Linked DNA regions of Homo sapiens: region 1 is linked to region 2. The links are chromatin loops, found by intact Hi-C in ENCODE. Cell type or tissue: mammary epithelial cell. All regions are shown on one strand. Each heading gives the region's core, and the rest is flanking DNA. Links, peaks and the distances in the headings are about the cores only. Region 1 has its middle 300 kb from the start of EFNA5. Region 2 has its middle 300 kb from the start of LINC01950.

Region 1 (2,922 bases), core at 308-2,807, 64 kb before region 2:
ATCCTTGGTGTTTTCTCCTTGACTCAGCTGACTTCCGCACCTACAGGGTTCTCCAATATTCAGAGGCAGGGCAGTCATCATTGTTCCAATATTTGACCCCCAAACTTTCTTAATGGGTGTAGCTGGCTAAATGTGAGAGTGTGCAGACTCTGAGCAGGAAAACTAGGATCTACTCCCATAAACATGTACAATTATTGTTATTAGTATGTATCAGTAAAAAGAAAAAAATTTAAAAAAAAAAAGAGGACTAGGATCTGCACCTTTAAAGCTCTGACCAGTCTGGGCACTTGGATTCACAAAGATGACACAAAATCCTGTAGGTTTAGGGCTTCCTTAAATTCACTCTCTAGGCTTACCTTAGTCTGGACTGGATGTTAGCACAAATTACAAACCCTCAATTTACTACTAGTTCAGGTTTTGAGGTTATCACAAATTAGAGTGCCCTGCATTCTCTGTGGGTCCTGCCCTTCTCTGGTCCCTGTCAGTATTCAACAAAGCAAGTTAATCTCCCTAGTAAGTGACAGCTCTGCCTCTTGTAAGTGGCATGGAATCAATTTTTTTAACTTGATTTGAGAAGTGAGGAGAGTATCAAGAATTCAGTACTAGCTGGTGGATTCATTAGCAAGCTGAATCAGTTTTAGCTGAAATCAGTTTGGCTGTCCTCATCTCTTAGTCCTGCTTTTTCCCCCTTCCTTTTATCATTGATTCTGCCCACAAGACTTATTACCTACTCTGTCTGTTGAGGATGCCAAGTTCCTTTGCTAAGCTGTTCACAGCAGACAAAAACACACCCTAGTGCTCTGATCCACACTTTCACAACTCCATTGAGAGGAGAGAGAAAAAGTGGGTTCCACAGATATTGACCAAAACTCTCCAGGATGCTCTGAGAAGCCAAAAAGATAACATAGAAGGAAGCAAACGTAATTGTCATCAGGACCCCTCATTATTGTATACAACAGGTATACACAATCTTCCAGAAGCAGCCACCCAAACACAAGAAAGTTCTTCTTTCCAGAAATATGGAAAGAACCTACACCAAAGGAATTGAGATTTTTTTTTTTTTTAGTGGGAGATTTGCAAAAAGGAAGATTAATTTTGTAATCACTACAATATTTCCCCTGCTTCTAAACCCATCCTCTGCCCTGATCAAGTTTGTGGATGGACAGGCAGGAACAAGTGAAAATGATGACTGTGTAATGGGAGCCGGTCCAGGGAGGGATAGGCCCTTGTCCAGCACAAATCTGTTCTTGGTGCTGCGTGTCTACATTGCTCACTGTGGTCACAGAGTCTCGGTGCAGTTTTCATTTGGGGACAATCCCACTGGGAAATTTATGTAAGGAACTGAAGCATAGTGACACAGTGTGCCTGCAATTCCTGTGGCGGGGGGGCGGGGAGGCAATGCTGACCTATGACTTCCCATAGACCCCATCATCCCTGATGTCTGTCCATGACCTTGAGGAGTTCACGGTTTAGAGGAAGTTCTCATTTGGAGGGAGGCTCTCCAGACTTCTCTCTAAAGAAATAAACTCTGACTCCCCCTCTTGAAACCAGAATACAAATTTATAGTCATCAGAACTGCTTGTTTCTGTAGTAGCTAGCAGAGTTTTATTCTAGTTTCTTAGGAAGAGTGACTCCAGGGTATGAGAGAGAATGACTGGAGTTATAGCAAGTTTCTCATCTTAAAATAAGGTTTGGCCTTCATGTCATATCACATTGACTTGCTGACTTTACTACAATGGCTTGATTCTCATAGATCAAGGAAAAATTTTTTTCTGAAAAGGGCAGAGGAAAAGTGAAATACATCATGTCTTAGAATCCAGAACCTTCTGCAATTTCCTGCTGTTGACAAGTAAGTGATATCAAATCATACGCAAACTGCAAGTTACTTCACTTCACCCAAAACTAGCCCCAGGAAAGAAGAATATAAAGATTTGCTTATTCATTTAGTCACAATTTATGGAGCATCTACTATATGCCAGAACTTGTGCTCAGAACTATGGATATTTTTAAAAGGAGACTAGCTGCACCCGGGTAAAGCTCCCAGTCATTATGGGGCTGCACACATCAGTGAGGAAGCTTGTGAGGCCATAGTCCCTTCTGAGGAAAGAAAGAAGGCATTTATTTACTGGGCTGCCATGTAATATGCCAAGTCATCACACTGATAACTGATTGGACAGGGAGTGGGCACCTGACCCAGAAGCAGCCAATCCTCAGGCTAGTCAATGTCCTATATATATTCTGGCAAGGAAAGAAATATTTCTGCCATTACTTGTTATATAATAATTACCCAGAACAATTAGTATATCCTGCTTGAAAGGTAATAGAAATAGAATAAATCAGAAGAAAGGGAGATAAACAAAAGAGAGCAGATATGCAGAATGTACCTAGTGTCATTTCTTCTAGCAAAGCCCTAACTTTGATTGTGCAGTTCCATAGAGCTGCTTCCTTAAGCCCAGAACAACCTCCTAGTTCTGGTCACTGTAATGCCTGGTCATTATTTGACTTCTATTTTGAGAGTTTCATAATATTCTGACTCCATTATTAGCATAGGCGTCCTTAAAATAAGCCCTCATTATTTGAGGCATCCTGTGTGAATCACAGTTCTTTGCAAGCAAAATAGTCTATTAAACAAATATAGGATAAGAGGGCTGGGAAGAAAGTGTGATGAAAGCACAGAGGGAGTAATTAATGCTACTAGAATTTCAGAATCTGATTTTGAATTTCAATGTATTACCGTACTGAAGACTTTTGCCATATTTCAAAGGTCACATCTAAATTGACAAAATAATTATATAAAATGGTTCCCTTGATTTTCTTGAAGATTCAGACTTTTTTTAATTTGATGAGATCGGGTACAAAATAAAATAAATGTCCCCACTGATACCTCATTTCAGTTGGCACAGGGAGGAGTTACAAAAAAGT
Region 2 (2,922 bases), core at 207-2,706:
ATGGAAAGCAGAGTTTGCTGTTGAGATTTGTGTTCAGGTGGTTTATTAGGAGTGGACTTAGAGAATGACACTTTTAATGGGAAGAGGGAAGGAAGCCAGATTTTATAGAGCAAATGTTAAGCTCCAATGTAGTTGCAACAGGGCCCTCAGCCAATCCCCTGTGGAGCTCTCAAACTGGGATGGTCTTTTTGAGATGTCTTGAATTGAGGCAAGGGGTCTGGGATTTTGTAAGCCCTCTCTGACTAGTGATTTAATGTGGGTGTAATTTTGGGCAAAACAGCTTCTTGCAGCTGAGGGCTATCCTTAGGCTGTCATCAGAAAACACGCCCACCAGCTGGTAAGTGAGTGCCTTAGTCCTGAGAGGGGGTGTTGCTCAGATCCACTGCCTTGTATAATAGCTTCATTTGATCTGAAGATGACTCCTTCAGGATTCCAACTACTACAGCAAGGTTTGTAGAAGGAACTGCAGCCTGCATCATGGGTCTCGGTCTCAGCACTGTGACTGAGAACTCATTATTTCCCTCCTCTACTATCCCTTCTAGATTCCCCTTAGCCTCAATTGGCACCTCTGTTGGTCTAGGAGGCTTACATGGTAGGATCACTCACAGCTTACCCCTAAGCTGTGCTCTTCTCAGATCATAGCTGGTACACTTGTCCATTTATTTTCAAATGAAGGTCTACTTAAGGAAAATTATGCTTTTCCTTACAAGCTGGTCACTTGGCTCAAGGAGCCCAAAGTGATTATGCAGTAGTTTGACTCTTTCTATCTCCATTCATGGACACATTCTACTTCAGTTAGTTGCAGGCAAGATGAATTGCTACCAGCAACAGAGACCAACGCTGAGTTCCTGGTATGGCACCATCCCTTGAGAAGACCAAATATTCTTTACTGGCAAGTCTATTACACTGGACTTCTAATATCCTGGAGTCGACTCTATTATATTACCTCTTCCACTATGGAAGGGGTCCAGAGGAATTGACATGTCACCTTGTGATGTTTTATCTGCATAAGAGATACGCCACAGGGGACTTGGTTTTGGTCATTGTTGCTACCAGATTATTCATTAATGAGCAGAATAGCTATCTAAGCTTTATTGAGTGGAGAACTGTCCTGTTTCACCCAAAATATCCTCCCTCCATCTCTGCCAACGTGGCTACTCTTTTCATGCACATATTATTCCAGCATTGGGGTGGCTGATGATTTAGGCTGTGTAATGTCCTCTGTCCAAGTCATCTGGTCTACTTTGTTAATTAGTACCTATTCTTGGGTGGTGGATGATCTCTAGTGGCCATTAATAGATGATACAAAGATCTTCAGAGTTTGTGCCCAGTCCCATATTCACACAACTCTTTGCCTTATTATCCCTGATCTTTCAATCTTTCTCCTTCCGAGCTCCTGACCAATAAACCAAGCCATTTTTTACTGCCTATAATAGGGCTCAGACCAATTATTTTTCTACATCGAGTGGATGACTGGGAGCACCACCTGAAGCTCCTTTGGGAGGATTTCCTCACTGATGTTTCTCAGAGCTACCCTTAGAGTGTGGCAGTAGCTCATTTTTGTTTTGCATTTTCGTATCAGTCTAAACCATTCATGATTTTCTCCTTCATCAGTGGGTCATAAGGGTACACTCCATCCTCCATGCAGCCATAGGACTGGTGCGACAGTAGTAGATGATCTCTAAGGAGGTGCGGAAAGCAGGGTTAGGTAGAGGGAGTACTTGAAATGTGATTTAGTTGTAACAGAGCCTTCAGCACACCCCATAGGGAACTATGCAGCTAGTATGGATCTTTAGCAATGTCTCAAAATGAAGTCAGAGGGCTGGGCCTCTGTATTCCTGACTGGACCAGTCCAGTCACTGGGTGTGGGATGCCTCTGGGGACTGGAGGTAACCTTGGGTGAGGCAGTTTCCTCATGCTCAGGGCAATTCCTGACGTGGAGCTAAGCTGTGAGTTCACTAAGCAATCCCCCAGGTAGCTGGGGGAGCTAGTGCCTAAATCTTGAGTGCAGGGTCCTGGTAGCACACAGAAGATCCATTACACCAACTCCAAATCATGTAAATTTTCCCAGGAAAATTCACCACCTGAAAAAGTAAGACACACACACACACACACACACACACAAAACTGGACTGGTTGAAGCCTACATAATATACAAACAAGTAGCATTTTGAATTTGGGGGATTATTGAGCATTCTGATAATTCCAATAATTGGGCATCTTACGGGTAGTTGTTGAGATTTGAATGCAGGAATGAAGGAGCAGAGTGTTGGGACTGAAATGAAATTTATTATCACATCCATATCTGTCTGAAAGCTGATCCGTGGCCCCTTATTTGTGAACTCAGTGACAGGTACTAAGAAGAGGCATCACCATGTATGCAGTCACCTGACACAAAAGCCTGGTTATCATTCATGACTCTTCTTGTTTTCATATTAGAGTCCATCATCTCATCCTGCAGATGGGCACTCTGTGCTTTTTCGTGAATTCTGCAATCCTCTTCATATCTGTTGCCTTAGTTCAGGATCTACTCACTTTTTACCTGGATCATAAAAACAGCCTCCCCCTTTGTTTGCCTCCCTTCCAACTCACAGCTTCCTTCGGCTTTTGTACACTACTAAACTTGAGCCAGAATGATTTTTCTAGAATGTAAATCTAGACATTAGGCCCCTGTTTAGAATTTACAAATGGCTATTTATTGCTCTTCTCATAAAATCCAGTCCCTTAAACTGGAATACAGAGCTCTTCCTGACCCAGTCGTTGCCTGTCCCACTGAACACTCTCTTATCACTCCTGCCTGGACCTTGACTTCCCTTTTTTTAAGCCTTATTGACCTGGGGTTTCATTCACATGTACTACTCTCTCTCTGCCTTCTGGACTATACAGTGGTTGTTGCCTTTGCTTGAAACTTCCTTGTGGTAG

The links. Hi-C counts contacts between places; a loop is a spot of excess contacts. Peaks named below come from ENCODE experiments on the same cell type or tissue, not always from the same donor. Only the 100,000 strongest peaks of a DNase experiment are listed, where the experiment ranks them.
Region 1: a loop joins it to region 2, with 2.7 times the contacts of the local background. A loop is called at or near these places in 5 of 110 quality-filtered maps.

Annotation. Positions count from the first base shown.
Region 1 is chr5:107,369,073-107,371,994 of GRCh38, reverse strand. No RefSeq gene overlaps it. Among named protein-coding and RNA genes, the nearest start is that of EFNA5, 300 kb to the left of the region's middle. In mammary epithelial cell, for the core only: a CTCF peak has its summit at 1,266; a DNase peak (open chromatin) is centred at 1,214; H3K27ac peaks cover 335 bases.
Region 2 is chr5:107,305,136-107,308,057 of GRCh38, reverse strand. No RefSeq gene overlaps it. Among named protein-coding and RNA genes, the nearest start is that of LINC01950, 300 kb to the right of the region's middle. In mammary epithelial cell, for the core only: a CTCF peak has its summit at 1,322; no DNase peak of the experiment used is centred there.